Linked DNA regions of Homo sapiens: region 1 is linked to region 2. A link is an interaction called in ENCODE POLR2A ChIA-PET data of the cell type or tissue named here. Cell type or tissue: B cell. All regions are shown on one strand. Each heading gives the region's core, and the rest is flanking DNA. Links, peaks and the distances in the headings are about the cores only.

Region 1 (9,014 bases), core at 747-8,746, 87 kb after region 2:
GAGGGGTTGGAACGTGTGTATGGGCCGCTGCTCCCACCCACACAGAAACGACATTGCAGAGTGGGAGGGCCCTGGATGAGAGGGAGGGCAGTGGGATGGCGGCTCTTCCCTGCTGAGGCTTCCTGGCATGTCTCTGCCCTCCACAGGCTGCAGCCCCTCAGGCCAGCTTCTCAATCATCTTTGAATAGGAGGCCCTGCCTTTCCTCTAGTTCTGGGCTCCACACATTTTAGAGTTGGTCCTGCCCCCACTGCAGGCATCTTCAGCTCTGGCAGGTCCGAGGGTGCTAGCAGAGGTTCTGGCTTGGCTGGGGGCAGGAGTGTGCATGCACCAAGGCCCTGCCCACGCTCCTTCCTGCCAGTGCCCACCAGGACTCCTGGAGAGCCAGCAATGATGTCCCGAAGCCATTCTGAGCAGCGGGCCTTCCAACAGACCATCCTCCACCTCACAACGGGCAAAAAACTCTTCCCACGCCCGTCCCAGACGAACCGCCACCCCATCTCTGCGGCCCAGCACTTTCCTTTCTCCCTTTTGGAAAAAGGGAAGAGGCTTCACCCACAGCAACAGGGATCTGGTTAAAAATAAGAGAGGACTTTTCCCGGCACATCCTCTGGGCCTTCACCCAGAAGTCCAAAGTCCGGTGTTTCAACCCCACCTCTGCCATGACCAGCCCTCTCCCTGCCCGGCTCTGAGAGTTAATGAGACGATACCAGTGTGAGCCCCCAGCACAGGGCTTGACACACAGCAGATCAAAAAATACTTTCACTGATTTTCAAAATAAAAGGACAACAGTATCACCTGGGGGCAACTCTGGAATCTCCCAGGACTATGAATTCTAACACTGAACACCAGGTGCCAAACTCAAATGGGCATCACCCACCCTGAAAATAAATAGCTGGCAGTGCTCTTTTTAACAAATGCATTCCCATCTGGACACAGCAGAGAAACAGCAGAATTTGAAATCAATAGTCCTGAGACCCTGCTCAGCCATGGGTCTCTCAGTTGCCTCCTCTGAGCCTTGGTTATTTTTCCAACCGGACGGAGGTGATGATAACGCTAATAATAAGAGCTAACATTTACGCACAATTGACTAGATGCTTGGCATTACACTCTCCGAGCAATCCTGTGAGGAGGTTCTATGATTACCCCCATCCTACAGATGAATAAACTGAGGCATAAAGAAGTTAAGTGATTTTTCCCAATGTCACAACAACCCTCCAGGGGCTGCTGTGAAGGTCACATTAGGAGATGCATCTGGAAGTCCGGCTTGGAAACCATAAAGCTAGATTGACAGAATGTGGATGATGATGGAGGATAATCCTCAATTGCCCACCACGGGCACCACCTTCATCTCACTCACTGGGCTCTCACTCCCCAGCAATGCAGTGGACAAAATCGATCATTCCACACCTGCATGCCCCTCCTTTCTCTCCCTGCTTCTCCACTGCTCCCCACCCTCCACCCCCTGCCATCTCTTCCCTCCATAAATACCACTTGACACCACTGTTGTGCACCCAATGCTCCATTCTCCCATTCTGAGGATGCTGTAGAGGGATGCATTTGAAGCCAGATTACCAGACGCACTCAGGATATCCCCCTCCTTCTCCCAGCCCCGCCAGCAATGATTCCCACTCCACTCCTTCTTGCCTTTCACTCACTCTGCCTTCTCCAAACAGGAAAGACATACAGTCAGTGCTGGGTAACTGTTTCTAATCACAGGTGACAGCAGGAATGTAAACAACACAGGAAACATCTAAATGCGATCCAAGTGGCAAGGAAATGCTGCTCACTCACAGGCTCCCTCCCTTGAGGGCACCAGCACACCATTTCCTGCCACCCCCTTAGGAAGCTCTGCTCATTAACACCCTGTTAATAGGAACCCCAGAAACCTGAGCTTCCGGAGAACAGAACACTAAGTCATCACCTCCTTTGACTCTGCTACCTCCAGGGAGGACTTTTCTAGATGCCTCCAATTTTTCTGTTTAAAGCAATAAATTTAATGTGTTCTTTTTGGGGAAGGAAGAGACTAAGGGCAGGGCCAGAGACCCTTTTGAGAATTTGTCCAAACCTAGGGATCTTCACCCAAGAAAAGTATAAACATATGACATTTTGCATGTCATTGCAGAGGTTCATAGACTCCAGGTTAAGACCCATTTTTTGTAAAGTGGATGGGACAGAAGCAGCACAGGGAAAAACACAATTAAGTACAGATGCCCTCTACACATTCCAGAGGCCCCACGGAGCATTCCCAAGGCTGTAATCACTACACACCCAACGAACCTACAATGTTTTATTTTGATTTTTTGGCTCTTTAGATTGACAGTCTGCTCCTAAAGAACCTCCTTCAATACAAATTGATAACTCAATTGAGTCACTGCTGTGAATAATTTCCACTTGGATCGCTTAGTGCCGAGGTTAGCAAGGGACCCAGAAAGGCAGGATTAGAGAGGTACATCTGAATATGTGTGTCAGGGATGGCTGCATAACTAAACAGGAGTTCCTAGGCCAGAAGGAAATGGTTTTTCAGCTATCCAGTACTGGAACTCTTTGTGCTACTGGGACTCTCCGTGAATAAAGATCTTCAATGGATGGTCACCTCTACCTGCTTGACTCTGGACTCTTCACTGTATCTTTTGTCAGTGGGACTGGGGATGACAGACAGAGAGGCCAGGAGAGGGTGAACGCAACCCTCTTACACTGGGGTAATCTTACCTCTGTGCCTGTTGGTAGTTTTATCAAACATCAGCATTGCATCTTCCACCTGCAAAACAAATATAGAATACAGGCTGCCTTAGGAATTTTAAGAAAGTACACAAAACATTATATGCATGTCGGGGGGTGAGGGGGTAGTTTCCATTACAGAAGTAATAGTTGCTTATCAAAAAATATTTGAAAATGCAAAAAAGTAGAAAGAAAAAAAAACAGTGGTCTTTCCACTCCACACCGTTGTATACAGTTAACATTTTATATAGTTCCCTTTAGTGTCTGCTTTTTATTTTTTGAGACAGGGTCTCACTCTGTCACCCAGGCTAGAGTGCAGTGGCACCATCACGGCTCACTGCAGTCTCGACCTCCTGAGCTCAAGCAATCCTCCTGCCTCAGCTTCCTGAGTAGCTGGGACTACAGGCATGTACCATCATGCCCAGTTATTTTATTTTATTTTTTTAGAGACAGGGTCCCACTATGTTGCTCAGACTGGTCTTGAACTCCTGGGCTCAAGTGATCCTCCTGCAGCAGCCTTTCAAAGCGCTGAGATTATAGGTGTGAGCCACTGCTCCAGGCCTGGAGTATTTTTTTTCTAAAGAAAGAAAAAACTATGACTATTTCAATATAGTTTAAATCATATAGTATATGGAATTTGTCCTTTTGTTAACCTGTAACATTACAATATGGCAAACAATTTCCAGGTTAGTATATCATGTATACTACTATCTTGACCGATGCATATTTCCCAGTGTAAGAAGCCATAGCTTACTTAATTATTGCCCTTCTAATAGACATGTGAATTGTTTTTAGTGATAAACAGTGAAGCTTGAACATCCTGATTGTTATGGGCTCAACTGTGTCTCCCAAAATTCATAGTTGAAGTCCTAACCCCCAGGACCTCAAAATGTGACCGTATTTGGAGAGAGGTTCTTCAAAGAAGTAATTAATTTAAAATGAGATCATTAGGGTGGGCCCTAATCCAATATGACTGGTGTCCTTATCAGAAGAGATTAGGACACAAACACAAACAGGGAAGACCATGTGCCAACACAGGGAGAAGACTGCAAGCCAAGGAGAGAGGCCTCAGAAGAAACCAACCCTGCCACACCTTGATCTTGAACTTCTAGCCTCCAGAATTGTGAGAAAATACATTTCTGTTGTTTTAGCCCTCCAATCTGCGTTACTTTATTATGGCAGTACTAGCAAACAAATACACTGATGCTAGGACCTTTTTAAAAACATCAAAGAGAAGAACATAATAAAATAGCAAAGGCGTCCTCTGTCTCTCTTGCTAATCCCTTCCAGACCCCTCCCACGCATCCTGTAACCCCTTCTGCATGTTTCTGGCAATAAGATTTCAGGGTCCACACTCAACTCCCACGTAGAGCTCAAGGAACTCACACTTAATGAACCAGATTCCGCTCTGGAATGCACTCCTTTTATGAGTATTTATGACCCACTCCTTTATCCCACAGAGCACACATCTTTAGCACAGGTGTTTGTCCTCACCCTTCAGCTACGCACCGGGGGAGGGCACCTGGTCTGACCAGTGTGCAGCCTACTCTCTTCATTTACTTTGTGCTCAAGGTTGATGGTAAAAATACAACCCAGTCCGTGTGGCTGTAGGGGGGGTAAAACTGTTAGCGGGGGGCCCTGTCCTCAGAGCAATTTCACTGTGTGCCTGTGGCTAAGAAGGACTGAGCACCGTTGATGTGCACTCAAAGGCTCACAAATGAGCTTGGGGGCTGGCGCTAATCCCTTTGAGAAAAGGAATCGTGGGCTATTCATGCCTCACTCCTCCCAGACTACAATCTCCAATGGAGGGGAAGACGCTGGGCAAAGCAATAAACCAAGGTTTAAAATGGTGCCTGCAGACAAATCAAACGTATTTTTCTAGATGCGATCAAATGTAATAGGGGGAAGAGCAAAGTCAAGGTAAGAATGGAAGATGGGGGTAGGCAAGCCGGTCATAAACCTCAAAGGGACTGGCCTGGCTTAAAAATCTCTTCTCAAGTCAGGGCCCCCTTTTGTTGCTAAGCAACCAAGCCTGAACAAACAGGCTCCTGGGGCCTTCCCCTTCTGCTCCCCATTTCTGAAGTCAGTTACTGGGAGGAAAATGGCCTGGCATGGTGGCTCCTCCAGCAGGCAGCTGCCCCCTCTCTCCCAGGCACCAGGATGATGGGAGTGGGCAATGCTAGTTTGGAGATCCCCATGCCCATCCCAGGCAGGACAAACTCCTTTTGGGCAGGCTTCAAGAGCCCCCGCCGACGGTAACCTGCTGGGGCCACACACACAACAGCCGTTCCACCTCCCGTGCACCACACAGGCAAAATCACCATAAGATCAACTGGTGTGTTTGTACACAGAGCAGTCACACTCGAGCATATGGTGATATGAGCATATCTCAGACTCAGACCCTGGGACTCAATAGGAATTCGAATGCCTGGGGTGTGGGTGGGTGGGTGGGGGATGAGTCCTGCCAGGTATCACGCAGGTAAATGTGACATCTGTTTTGCACCCATCTCCATATTTTCTAAGACTTTTGCCAAATCCTTATTTTGAACTGAAAATGCCTAACAGTAAGGAAAACAGCTGCCCTTCTGTGCTGGCCATGTTTTGGTACTGGGACTCAGATTCCCTTAGGAAATAAATGTTTTGGATTTTTTTTAAAACGTATTTTCAAAACCTCCTTTCAACAGTGCATAATTGGCTCTCCTTTTCCTTCCTAAGTTTGGACGTTTTCTAATAGCGCCCTCTCAACATTCGCTCCACCCTGGTGAGCGTGGGGGAGGATCTGTATATGTTTTTAGGGCAACCATTGTCATAAAGAATACAGCTCTTTCCTCTGTAGTCCGGCTGTACAATGGGGCTCGCAAAGACCTCCTGAATAGATAAAGTGTCAGGACGAAAGAAAAATTCTATTAACACGTTACAAAATACAACATCTAAGAAGGAGCTAGAGAGGAAAGAGAAACGGGAGAAAAATCAATATGGATAAGTCCCAGTGCTTGGGGGTAGAAAACTTTTCAGCAATTGCAAAATACTTATTAATTCAGAGAAGCCATCAATGCGATGGAAATCTGGCAGAACAGCAAGAGCTGAAACTAGAAGAATTTGAATATACAAAGACTGAATAGAATGAAAAACACAGTCTCACATACGAGACTGTTTCTCACGGTTCTATGTGAATCAAACAGAAGCGGCTTGTGTGAGTCAAGGGAAAATAAGGGGCACAGTTAAGGTAACTGGTATTCAATCCTGGAGCCAGCCAGCTGATAACTCTCTCGGTCTCTGTCTTTGTCTCTCTCTCTCTCTCTCTGTCACACACACACACACACACACACACACACACACACACACACACACACACACACCCAGGTATATCAGGGGGCTATGAAGACTCATCAACATGAACACACAGGCCAGGCCTCATTCAAGATGCTAGGAGAGCCCAAAAGCTTAGGGGAAGCTGGGAACAGGAGTTTTTCTTTTTTCTTTTTTTTCCTTTGAGACAGTCTCATTCTGTCACCCAGGCTGGAGTGCAATGGCATGATCTTGGCTCACTGCTACCCCCGCCTCCTGGGTTCAAGTGATTCTCCTGCCTCAGCCTCCTGAGTAGCTGGGATTACAGGCATGCACCACCATGCCTGGCTAATTTTTGTATTTTTAGTAGAGACGGGGTTTCACCACATTGGTCAGGCTGGTCTTGAACTCCTGACCTTGTGATCCACCTACCTTGGCCTCCCAAAGTGCTGGGATTACAGGTGTGAGCCACTGTGCCCGGCCAGGAACAGGAGTTTCTCTAACCCCTTATGAAATACCCCTTCTAGGGACACCACCCTCATCCTTATGATTAACTCTGGTACTTACTTCATGTTGACAACGCGCTCACCTGCCTTACAAAATTCTTTGTACCTGAAATGGGCACCTGCAGGCCTAGTGGCTCCCCTGAGGGAGACAGAAGGACAAGAGGTGTCTGATCCTCAGCATGATTTGTCCCATGTCCTGGCAGAACCCTGGTCTGTTTTGGGAAAAGGAGCTTATTCCAACCTTGAGATGTACCTTGTAATAACTTGGGGCAGGTTTGAGATATGGCCCTGACATCTTTAGTGGTGTATCTTTGTGAATGAAAAAGCAAAATAGGCCGGATATGCTGGCTCATGTCTAGTAATCCCAGCACTTTAGGAGGCTGAGGTGGGAAAATCGCTTGAGGCCAGGAGTTTGAGACCAGCCTGGGCAACATAGCAAGACCTCATCTCTACAAAAAAATACTAAAAACTTAGCCAGGCATTGTGGCACACACCAGTGGTTCCAACTACTCAGATGGCTGAGATGGTAAGATTGCTTGAGCCTGGGAGGTTGAGGCTGTAGTGAACCATGACTGCACCACTGCACTCCAGCCTGAGCTACAGAGCGAGACCCTGTCTCAAAACACAACCTCCCCCACCTGCCCCCCCCAAAAAAGCAAAGTAAAGTAACATTTAGGTAAGCTGGTGGGGAATGGGATGCCTCTGTCTTTGTCCTGACACCAGAAGGTATTGAACATATTTCTGACTACTGCACGGTTCAGACTATGCTGTAATATCCTCAGAAGTATGTGAGAGTCAACAAAGGGGACCTAATCTGTTAGTTTCTATGGCTGCTGGAGTTGGGGCAGGGATTCTCAAATATCATCCACATCAGAATCATCATCAGAGGGACTGTTAAGCCACAGATCTCCCGGGGGCCTCAGAGCCAGAGTGACTGATTCAGTAGTATTTGCATTTCTAACAAGCTCCCAGGTGATGCTGATGCAGCTGCTGGCCCAGAGACCCCTCTTTCCATGAGCTACTCTAAGGGTAAGAAGCAAGAGCAAAGGTTAAAGACACTGGGCAGAGGTTGCTTCTTCCTCTTTAACATACACTCAGTGGTCAATACATGAAACAAAATTTCCCATCTAGGAGCAAGTTCCACACTTCAGTGTGGCAAGTTCTCCCTCTCTTTGTTCCCCTTCTCTCAGATGTTTATATTCTAAAATCCTAAAAATGATGATGGTAGACCCCACGATGGAAAAGATGATAAGAAGAGGGATTTCTTAGTGGCAACCAACTTGCCCTGCACCCGATGAAAGAAAAATCCAGATTCTACTAGGATGACATAAACTTTCCTTCTAACAGATAAACTCTTATTCACAGATAAACTCATGTCTAGATCTATCTAACAGATAAACTCATGTCTAGATTATGCAGCCAATCCAATCTTGAATAGAAAACTTAGCAAATGGTAACTTTATTTACTTTTATGCAACATGCATGTATGAGGCATTCGCTATTTGCAAAACATCAGCCTAAGTACAAATAAAAGACAACTCACACAGGTCTATGGTGGACTGATGATATGAATGGTCTCACACCCGTTCCTCTGTGAGTTTGCGGTCCTTCTCCCCCAAAGAGGTGGAGTCTACTTTCATCCCTTGAATCTGGGCTTAATTTGTTAGGGCTAATAAAATGCGGTGGGGGGAAGAGTATGCCTGTTTTGGGCCTAGCCTTAAGAGGATTTGCAAGTTCCTGCTTGTTCTCTCTTGCACCTCTGCCATCACCATGACAAGGGCATGCCCAGGCTAGCCTGATGCAGGATGGGTGGCACATGGAGCAGGGCCAACTTCCCTGTGCCGAGGCCAGCCTAGATGGGTGGACAGCCAGTCACCCTCAAAGCATGCAAGTGAGGCCAGCCAGGATCAGCAGAACCACTCCAAGTTTACTCCAAACACGTGAGATAAACAGTTACTGCCTGCCCCTGAAGTTTTGGGGTTAGTTACACAGCATTCTTGTGGCCATAGGTAACTCATACGTGGTCCTCATTCTAAAAAAATCCCCCAAAACAACAAAGAAAGCTTGTAATCAGAAGATAGACAGTCTAAAATAATACTAGAAAGCAAAGGAAAGAAAAGGGGCAGAATAAGGGAAAGTGCTAAATGTGGCAGAGAATTAAACTATCAGGTTCCACATTCCACATGGAGCACGCTCTTCATGGAACATTCCACATGGAACACAGGCATTAAGGTGTGGACGGACCTCTTCTAAATCTCACCCCATCAGCAAGGTTGGAGACAGAGATCCTAGAAGCGCCAAGAGAAACTGGCAACATGTTCCTCACTAAATGAGCACCGTGAAAATCAGCAATAATTACCACTCAAGTCAGTGGGTGATGCCTCTCTAATCCTAATTCATTTAGTGAATGAGTGAACCCTCTTTCTAATGAGTCAAAAGATTTATTGTGAGCCAGGCATTCTTGCTGGGTGATTTTAGAAGTAGCCAGATGGTACTGACCA
Region 2 (9,014 bases), core at 243-8,242:
GGCTGGTCTTGAATTCCTGGGCTCAGGCAATCCTCCTGCCTCGGCTTCCCAAAGTGCTAGGATTATGGGCATGAGCCACCGGCCTGGCCCCCAACTCTTTCTTATTTTATATTTTTTCAGAAACAGGTCTTGCTATGCTCTATGCTGCCCCGGCTGTGGTGCAGTGGGTACTCACAGGCACGATCCCACTCTGATCAGCACAGAGTTTTGTGCTGCTTCATTTCCAACTTGGTCCTGTTCACCCTCCTTAGGCAACCTGATGTTCCTCCACTCCTAGGAGGTCACCATATTGATGCCAAATTTAGTGGGGACACCAAATCTGCACAGCCCAGAGTTCCTGGGCTCAAGCTTTCCTCCCGCACCAGCCTCCTGGGTAGCTGAGGCCATAGGTGCACGCCACCACACCCCGCTAATGTTTATTATTATTATTATTATTATTATTATTTTGAGACAGAGTCTCACTCTGTCACCCAGGCTGGAGTGCAGTGGCACAATCTTGGCTCACTGCAACCTCTGCCTCCTGGGTTCAAGCGATTCTCCTGCTTCAGCTTCCCAAGTAGCTGGGATTACGGGCACGTGCTGCAGTGCCCAGCTGATTTCTGTATTTTTAGTAGAGACAGGGTTTCACCATGTTGCCCGCACTGGTCTTGAACTCCTGACCTCAGGTGATCCATCTGCCTCGGCCTCCCAAATTGCTGGGATTACAGGCATGAGCCACCATGCCCAGCCTAATGTTTATTATTTTTTGTAGAGAGGGGGTCTTGCTATGTTGCCCAGGCTGGCTCATAAACTCCTGGCCTCAAGTGATCCTCCTGCTTAAGCCTCCCGATTACAGGCGAGCACCACTGCACTCAGCTCAACTCTCCTTCTTTCAGGTTGATTTCACCATTTAAAACTACCAGCTTAGAGTTTCTTTTGATATAAAACATAAAGACCTAATAAAAATTATTTTTTAAAGGAGGAGCTAAGGAATTATCTTGTAGTGAACCAGGAAATAATTATCACTGATTTTTAAAATCACACTCTTAAATATAGGTATATTTAGTTTAGACTCTACCCTTTTCTATCAACTGGTGCATTCCCATATACCATACTGTTTTAGTTACTGTAGCTTTGTGTTACATTCTCACTGTTGGTCTTTTCTCATTCCTCTTTTTAAAAACATTTTCTCATTTATTCTCACTTGTTTCTTCTTCCAGGGATAAGTTTTAGAAACATCTGGCCAATTTAAAAAAATTACAATAGGATTTCTCTTTGAAACTCTGTTAAGCCTAAAAAATTCATATGAGGAGAATTAACATCATGGCCATTTTTAATATTCTCCTGGCATCTTTTTCTATTTCATAAAGTTCCTCAAAATAGTTTTACCTGCCCTTGTTATTTCCTCAGACAAGTAGATACAATTCTTTGTCAGACCACAAGATGTTTTATAAATTTAAAATTAAGCCAGAAGTGATTTAAACAGCAGCAAATCTGAAAATATAGAAAGGGCTTATCAAACAATGTAGAAGTGGGACTCTTAGCCAAACCAAATGAAAATCCATTAACACTAGACAGCTCATGTGCCTGAATGGAATTTTACCATTAACTACCATTTATCCCACTTAATTAGTATTTTCCTGACACACAATAACTTGCACTAAAATACCATTCTCTCGCCTTTAAATTTCTAATTATTGTTGCGACCTACACCATTACGCATCTCCACTGCTTTCTCCATCTTTCATGCCATTTAAGCGGTAAGATTTTCAATTATCTACGCAGGACGGACAGAGATACTTTTAAGGAAAGGGACATAATATGCAACTCAATTTCTCTAAAAGCCAGGAGAAATCATTTTTAGTCAGAACAAACACACTTTGTCTTTCATCTTTTTTTTTTTTTTGGCAAATAAAGAGTAAAACAGGCTATTTAAAACATCCATTTAAATGCAAATTTTGATATCCCAAGAGAAAAATGTTAATCATTTAAATAGACAGGATTATCGCCCACCCTTACCACTTCCCTCCTCTCCCAAGTTTTAGAAAACGTAGCCTTAGCCCACACAAGTCAAGTCAGCCAGGAGTCCTTACATCTTAAGAACTCCCACTCAGATGAGAGGGCTGAGGCAGATAGAGGGGGACTTTTCCTTCTTTTGAGGAAGGAGATGGAAAAGAGAGAAAATAGTCTAACATATCCTATAAGCCAGGCATGGGGCAATATTATAAATACAAACACACACACACACACACACACATGCATGCACACACACACACCCACACTTAATCATCACAACTGTCTTGGAACGGGGAATTATCATCCTCATCTACAGACAAGGAAACTGAGGCTTAGAAAGGTGAAGCAGTTTGCCCCACTGGTAGGTGACCCAGTTGGGAGTAGAGGCCTCCATAGCCCTCCCAGTCCATGGTGACCTGCGGTCCTGTCCAGACTCACCCAGCATCCCCATGCCAAGCATGAACGCGTCCATGGTGTAAGGCAGTCCCCGGGCCCGGCCTCTTGTCCCAGGTGGGAACATGACTTCTTTCGGCTGAGCTTTCTTACATTCTACCTGTTAAACAGAAAGGCGAACAAATGAGATGCAAATGAATTCCACGTAAATGTCAAATGCAGAACCTGTCTGGTTATGAGCTAAGTTATTTTTAGCCTTGCTCCTTACCCACTGTAAAAATAGCCATGCCGAGTAAATGGCCTGCAAAATAAATACTTAAGAAAACACGCCACTTGTGCAAATCCTGCTTCGGAAAAACCTACAAGGATGAAACTGGGTTCTGGAGGGGTGGCAAGGACGTAAGCTGCAGATATACACACAGATTGAAGCTCAGGCTGACGCTCGTGCAGAAAGCATGACAGATAAGGAGGCAGACAATGGCTGTTGGATGTGTCTGTGAATAATAACAACAATAGCAATAATAATAATCCCTCAGGATTTTTCAGCCCTTTACACATTTACAAATGCCCCTGACATTCTCTCAGGCCAGTGACTCTTCATGCCAGGCCATCTGATTCAAACTCTTATTAAACAGACAGACCACTTAGCCTTAGCTCCAGTTCACAGATGAGAAAACAGAGCATCAGAAGTTTTGTGTTGGCTGGGCGTGGGGGATCATGTTTGTAATCCCAGCACTGTGGGAGGTGGAGGCAGGTGAATCAGCTTGAGCCCAGGCGTTTCAGATCAGCCTGGCAACATGGTGAAACCCCGTCTGTACTAAAAAAATACAAAAAACTAGGCAGGTGTGGTGGCACACACCTGTAGTCCCAGCTACCTGGGAGGCTGAGGTAGGGGGATCACCTGAGTCTGGGAGGTCAAGGCTGCAGTGAGCCATGATCACGCCACTGCACTCCAGCCTGGGTGACACAGCGAGACCCTGTCTTAAAAAAAAAAAAAAAAAAAAATTCTTGTGCAACATGCTGAAAGCCCTCCCCAACAGGTTCAGGCCTACAAACCAGATCTTTAGAATTTCTAGGTCAGCAATGCCACATTTCCACAAAACCTACACCACCACCACACTCCTGAGGGAAGTAATAAGATTAAACACTGATTCTGTTCATCTGGATTACTAGTTTCTCATTTGCAGCTACATTTTCAAGTGGTTGCTAATCTCCCCTTTCTGTTTCCCTTCTGACTCTCAAATTTCTTCATGCTAATCTGCTTGTATACCCAGAGGTCACTTATTTAATAACCTTAACTATGCGAACTATAAACCTCAGGGAATAAGTAAAACTGTGGCCCTCGGAAGCTCCTTCACTGTTTTACCAGAGCGCCTTAGGCCTGTGCTTATTAGCACTTATTTGCTTTTTGTTTACAGAGAAATTTAACAAGCATTGTTAGCCAGTCATCAATCCCACTGCTGATGAAGATGGGATGTTGCAGGGTAAGGCACGGATGCTTTTAACAGCCAAAAGAAACAGCATGGCCGCCTGATAGTGACGGAGAAAAGACAAGAAACAGGTATCTTATTTAAATGACGGAGAAAAGACAAGAAACAGGTATCTTATTTAAAGAGCAGTCTGGGCCATATGGTATAGGAACAAAAGCTCTACATAGTTCAACAGCTGCTGAGGTATCACTGTAACACAGAAAATTGCTATTGTTCACAGGTGTGCCTGAGATAGCAAGAAAAAGTTAAACTGTGTGCAATATACATTGTTTAAACAGAGACCTCTAGGCCGGACGTGGTGGCTCACACCTGTAATCCCAACACTTTGGGAGGCTAAGGCAGGCAGACTGCTTGAGTCCAGGAGTTCGAGACCAGCCTGGCTATCGTGGCAAAACCCTGTCTCTACTAAAAATACAAAAAAATTAGCCAGGTGTGGTGGCATGCTCCTGTAATCCCAGCTACTTGGGAGGCTAAGGCAGAAGAATCGCTTGAACCCGGGAGGTGGAGGGTGTAGTGAGCCGAGATCGCACCACTGTACTCCAGCCTGGGCGACAGAGCGAGACTCTATCTCAAAAAATAAAAAAAATAAATAAAACGAAAATAAAAAAGGAACCTCTATGGGTTATCCATTTTGGAGATACTCACATCCCAAATACTTCAATCAAAAAATATTTTAGTGCTCAAGGTTAGGGGGATGCTATAATTACCTAAGATATAAGTCACCTTTCTTCAAAGACACCGGACAACAGGTATTACTCTTGCTCTTTCAAGAATAACCACAAATGCCTTAAAAAGTGGACAAAATGGTTCAACATTCATGACTAATATGCTTAATACAGAGTTCTATAGATTAAAAGAGATGAGCATCCCAAAACAGACATGGGTAAAAGACAGGAGTAGACAATTCACAGACGGCTAATAAAGAACACATTCCCCAAGATGAAGCATATTTTTTGCCCACAGATTGACAGTGATGAAAGCATTGTTTGATGTAAGGGTTTCTGACGGTATAGTGTGGAGGGGTGGAAATTGGCACGTATTTTTCTGGAGGGCAACCAGACACTACATCAAAAGCCATAAATTTATACATACACCTAGTAATCTTACCTCTAGGAATTTGCCCTACCGGAATTAGAATTTTTTTTTTTAATAAAAGGAAATACCTAAAATATAGAAGAACAGGGAATTAGCTGAGTTTGGATTATCCACACTGATTGAATGCTATGCAGCTATGAAAAAGTGTGTTGATAATAATCATGCACTGGTACTGGGAAACCCCTCAGTCCCAGGCAAACCAGGATGATGGGTTTCTTTAACTGCAAGCGGGAAAACAGCAAATGTCACTGACTTTTTGAAAAATAAACAAGTGCATATATCATATAGGGAAAAATACTGAAAAGACATACTAAAGTTGTCTTAGAATCACTCTGTTTTTAAATTTTAATTGGGCATTTTGCTAGTTATTTTCTAAGCTTTCTGCTAAGCAACAGGGAGCAGGTTTTTGTAAGATAATGCAATAGACTGTCACTGATAGGGCTATTAGAATATTGTCATTGCAGGTAGGGGGGAAAGGTGATTGAAAACAACAAACTCATCCAAATTGGCTCTTTTAGGTTTCTCTCCTAAGCCCAGGGGTGAAAACTGGCTTCAGGACTCCAGAGGAGCAGGCTGAGAAATCTCATTTGCATGAACCTGCCCCAAGCCTAGGAAGATGGGCGTGTCTCGCACAGGCAGACAGATAATTACCCAAAGCCAACACCAGCAAGGGGAATAATACCGCTAACCAGCTCACTTCCTAATAGCCCTATCGGTGACAATCTACTGCATTGTCTTATGAAAACCTGCTGCCTGTTCCTAGGCAACCCGATCAACGGAAATCTCAGGTTTATACAATTTTCATTTAGGGAACATAAAGGTTAACTGACTGTAATGGGAGTGTTTTAAACAAACCCACCTACTCTTCCTCTCACTGAACAGGGCTGACAGCTCTGTTTAATTCTGCTCTGTCTTTGCTGCTGGTGGTTTGGGCAGCAATGACTGTCTGAGTGCCAACCACCTGCTGGGTCAACGGTGAGTGTTCCCCAAGGCCAGGGGCCATGGCGCATACACTCTCCAGGGGACCCTGGCCTGTCCTGGGCATCTGAATGACAGGGGAAGGCAGCAGGTAACAGTTAACAGCAGGGAACCTGGCCTGCCTGCCCTGAAGGCCTCTTGAAAGACTTCTCAGGACCAGGAAGCCTGTCCAGTCCCCTCCACCCCCGAGACTCAGCCACTTAATTCAATGACGCAGATGCGGAGGAACTCAACACGCCAGGCAAGTGCTAGGCTTTGGGGACCCAAAGATAAATAAGGAAAGCCTCCACCTCTCTGAGAGCTCTCATTGTATTGAAAAAGAAGAGGCTCTGACTGTCTTGTTCTCCTAAGATGAATGCAAGTACTCACACATCAACCTGCCCCTCGCTGCTTCTGCACTTGTTAGCCTCTCGAGCGTCTTGAGTTAGCCCACATCGGGTCACCTTCCCCTGCTGTCCTCCCCCAGGCCCTGCATAAGCCAGAGAGCTTGGCATGAACAACCCGGGTGACAGTCAGAACCCAAAAAGGGTAAAAAGTGGTCTATCTTTTCGGTTCTAGTCATGTACTTAGGCTATCTGGTCACATGCTCTGTTCCAGGTATCTACTGCTGAGCAACAAACTGCCCCCAAACTTAGTGGCTTTGAGCAACAATTTAATCATCCTTCCTCAGGGTTCTGTGGGGTGACCGGCTCAGCTGGGCTCTTGCTGGTGGTCTCATGGCGCTGTGGTCAGGTGGTGACTGGGGCTGAGGCCAGAGGAGGCCTCAACGAGGCTGGAGGCCCAAGATGGCTCCTCGCTCACATGGCAGGCAGCCACACTGGTTTGGCTGGGCCTGCTGATGGGGCGTCCACCATGGCTTCTCCATGGCGCCTGGTCTTGTCACAATATGGTGGCTAAGTCCCAAGAGGAAGTGTCCCAAGCACAAGCATTCCAACAGACTCAGGCAGAAGCTGCAAGGCTTCTTCTAACCTAGCCTTGGGACTCACAGTGTTCCCTCCCACACATTCTACTGGTGACACTGGGCCAGCCTAGAGTCCGTGTGGGAGGGGGCTCTAGGGATAATCTTTGGAGACCAACAACCACATGTGGTCGGTGAAGGGCAGTGAGCTGACAGGGCAGCAGGAGGCACTCCTCACACTCTGGCTTTTGGCTGGCTGGGTCCTTGGAGCAGTGGGCACCTAGGGCTGCTCTCACCACAGGGCAGAGGGCAGGGCACGGGGGCTCCCTTCCCACTGTAGCCCCACACAGGCCTGCCTGGCTCCCCATGGTCCTCTAAAACAAAACAAATGTGGTGCTCATGGGGACCAGGCCTCTTGCTGCAGGTATTTTGGCCCCACCTCCTAAGACTTCCCCTTGAGGAAGGCCCACCTCCCAGTCTCAGTCCTTGAGTCTCCTGCACCAACGGCTTCTCACAGTGGCTGCTGCTACTGCTGCTACTGTTTCAAATAGCAACTGACCAGAGCAGTCTATTCAAGGGGCAAGAAATGCAGTGAGATGTTCCATCTGACTGAGCACTTGTAAGAAGCCTCAGAGGCCACTGATGACCAACTGCTTATACCAGAAGGACCAGGTCTCTGTTTTCAAGGTGCACAGCTGGCAATGCCACAAAACACTCCCAATACCAGGGATGTGCCAACACCCCCCACCCCAACAAAATTGATGGGATTTGTTCTGAAATTTTCTTCTCCCAATATGCTGCTTTGTTCGACAAACTGGCCTTAGAAGAGAGGGTGTGGCTTCCTCATAGTCCCCATGGTAATGGGTTCAGAATAATGACCTAGCCCCTGGACACCTAGCCCCTGGACACCTAGGGCAGCAGCATGTTCCTTTAGAGAACAAAACGAAGGCCTGATGGGAGTGTGGCCCCTGTGGTCGCTAACACTCTTGTCCTTGCTGCCCACTGGGTTGGGTGCCTCCTCCCATCAGCATCCACAGCAACTCAGCAAGGAGGTTTGCAGTTTCTAACTCCTTACTCAGGAATCATTTCAAATTTACAGAAAAGTTGCAAGGAGAGTATCCTTTACCAGAATTCACCTACTGCTAACATTTTGTTACTTTTGCCTTATCATTTGCACACACTCCTGAGCCCTCTATATGTAGAATTTTTTTTTTTTTTAGACGGAGTCTTGCTGTGTCGCTCAGGCTGGAGTGCAGTGGCGTGACCTCAGCTCACTGCAACCTCCGCCTCCCGGGTTCAAGTGATTCTCCTGCCTCAGTCTCCCGAGTAGCTGGGACTATAGGTGCACGCCACCACGCCCTGCTAATTTTTGTATTTTTAGTAGAGACAGGGGTTTCACCACATTGGCCAGGCTGGTCTCGAACTCCTGACCTCGTGATCTTCCCGCCTCAGCCTCCCGAAGTGCTGGGATTACAGACGTGAGCCACTGCACCTGGCCAGGATTTTTTTTTCCATTTGAGAGTAAGTTGGTATGCGTTTCATAAACATGAGGGCATTTTCTTACGTAATCATAGCACAGTTATCAGTCTCAGTACGTTTAACATTAATGCAATACTTTACCTTCCATACGCTTGTTTTGCCAGCGGACCCGATAATGACCTTTATAGCTATATATCCATCCCACGGAGCAGGAAACTGAGGCTCAGACTCAGACATCTAACCTGTGGTCCAGACCCAGTACCTGTGTGCAGGGCTGGGATGTTAATCCCGATCTGCCTATAGCCCCAGCCCAAGCCAGGAGAGTGGGTGCTGTGGCCCTGCGTTACACCCTCTCCCTAGCGGGGAATGCTTAGCACTGGCTTTCAGAGGAGGTGCTGGAGCTTCTGCAAGAACAGCTTCCCTGCAGCTACTATGAGTGGCCACTCCTCCCCAGTGGATCCGAAGCCCTTGCAAAGGTAAGCTCACTGCCCTGGCATCTTTGGGGATGGTGGCTGGCAGTCTGAGGAGTATGCCAAGCTTTGGGAAGTAAAGGGCTTTTGTTTTTCCCTGGTCTCTGTACAAAAGAACCCAGTCAGCACGCGGCCTTGGGGCCCAGAGGGAAATCCAAGCCCTGGACCTGTGGCCTTGATGTACCATCCAGGACAAGGAAAGCCTGTTTGGCCTGA

The links. Peaks named below come from ENCODE experiments on the same cell type or tissue, not always from the same donor. Only the 100,000 strongest peaks of a DNase experiment are listed, where the experiment ranks them.
Region 1: POLR2A ChIA-PET joins it to region 2 with 6 read pairs; 3 of 35 experiments call an interaction of 5 or more read pairs at or near these places.

The regions. Positions count from the first base shown.
Region 1 is chr17:57,523,421-57,532,434 of GRCh38, reverse strand. It overlaps MSI2 (musashi RNA binding protein 2), which reads right to left. Exons shown (of 14, transcript NM_138962.4): 7 at 2,711-2,759. LOC101927557 (a long non-coding RNA gene) reads left to right here and starts at 8,838. Exons shown (of 3, transcript NR_110808.1): 1 at 8,838-8,879. RefSeq lists enhancers at 3,795-4,627, 7,503-8,702. In B cell, for the core only: no CTCF peak of the experiment used is centred there; DNase peaks (open chromatin) are centred at 4,743 and 7,093.
Region 2 is chr17:57,609,504-57,618,517 of GRCh38, reverse strand. MSI2 (musashi RNA binding protein 2) reads right to left here. Exons shown (of 14, transcript NM_138962.4): 9 at 2,434-2,548. It also overlaps the pseudogene RN7SL449P. Among named protein-coding and RNA genes, the nearest start is that of MSI2-AS1, 5.6 kb to the right of the region's middle. In B cell, for the core only: no CTCF peak of the experiment used is centred there; a DNase peak (open chromatin) is centred at 5,667.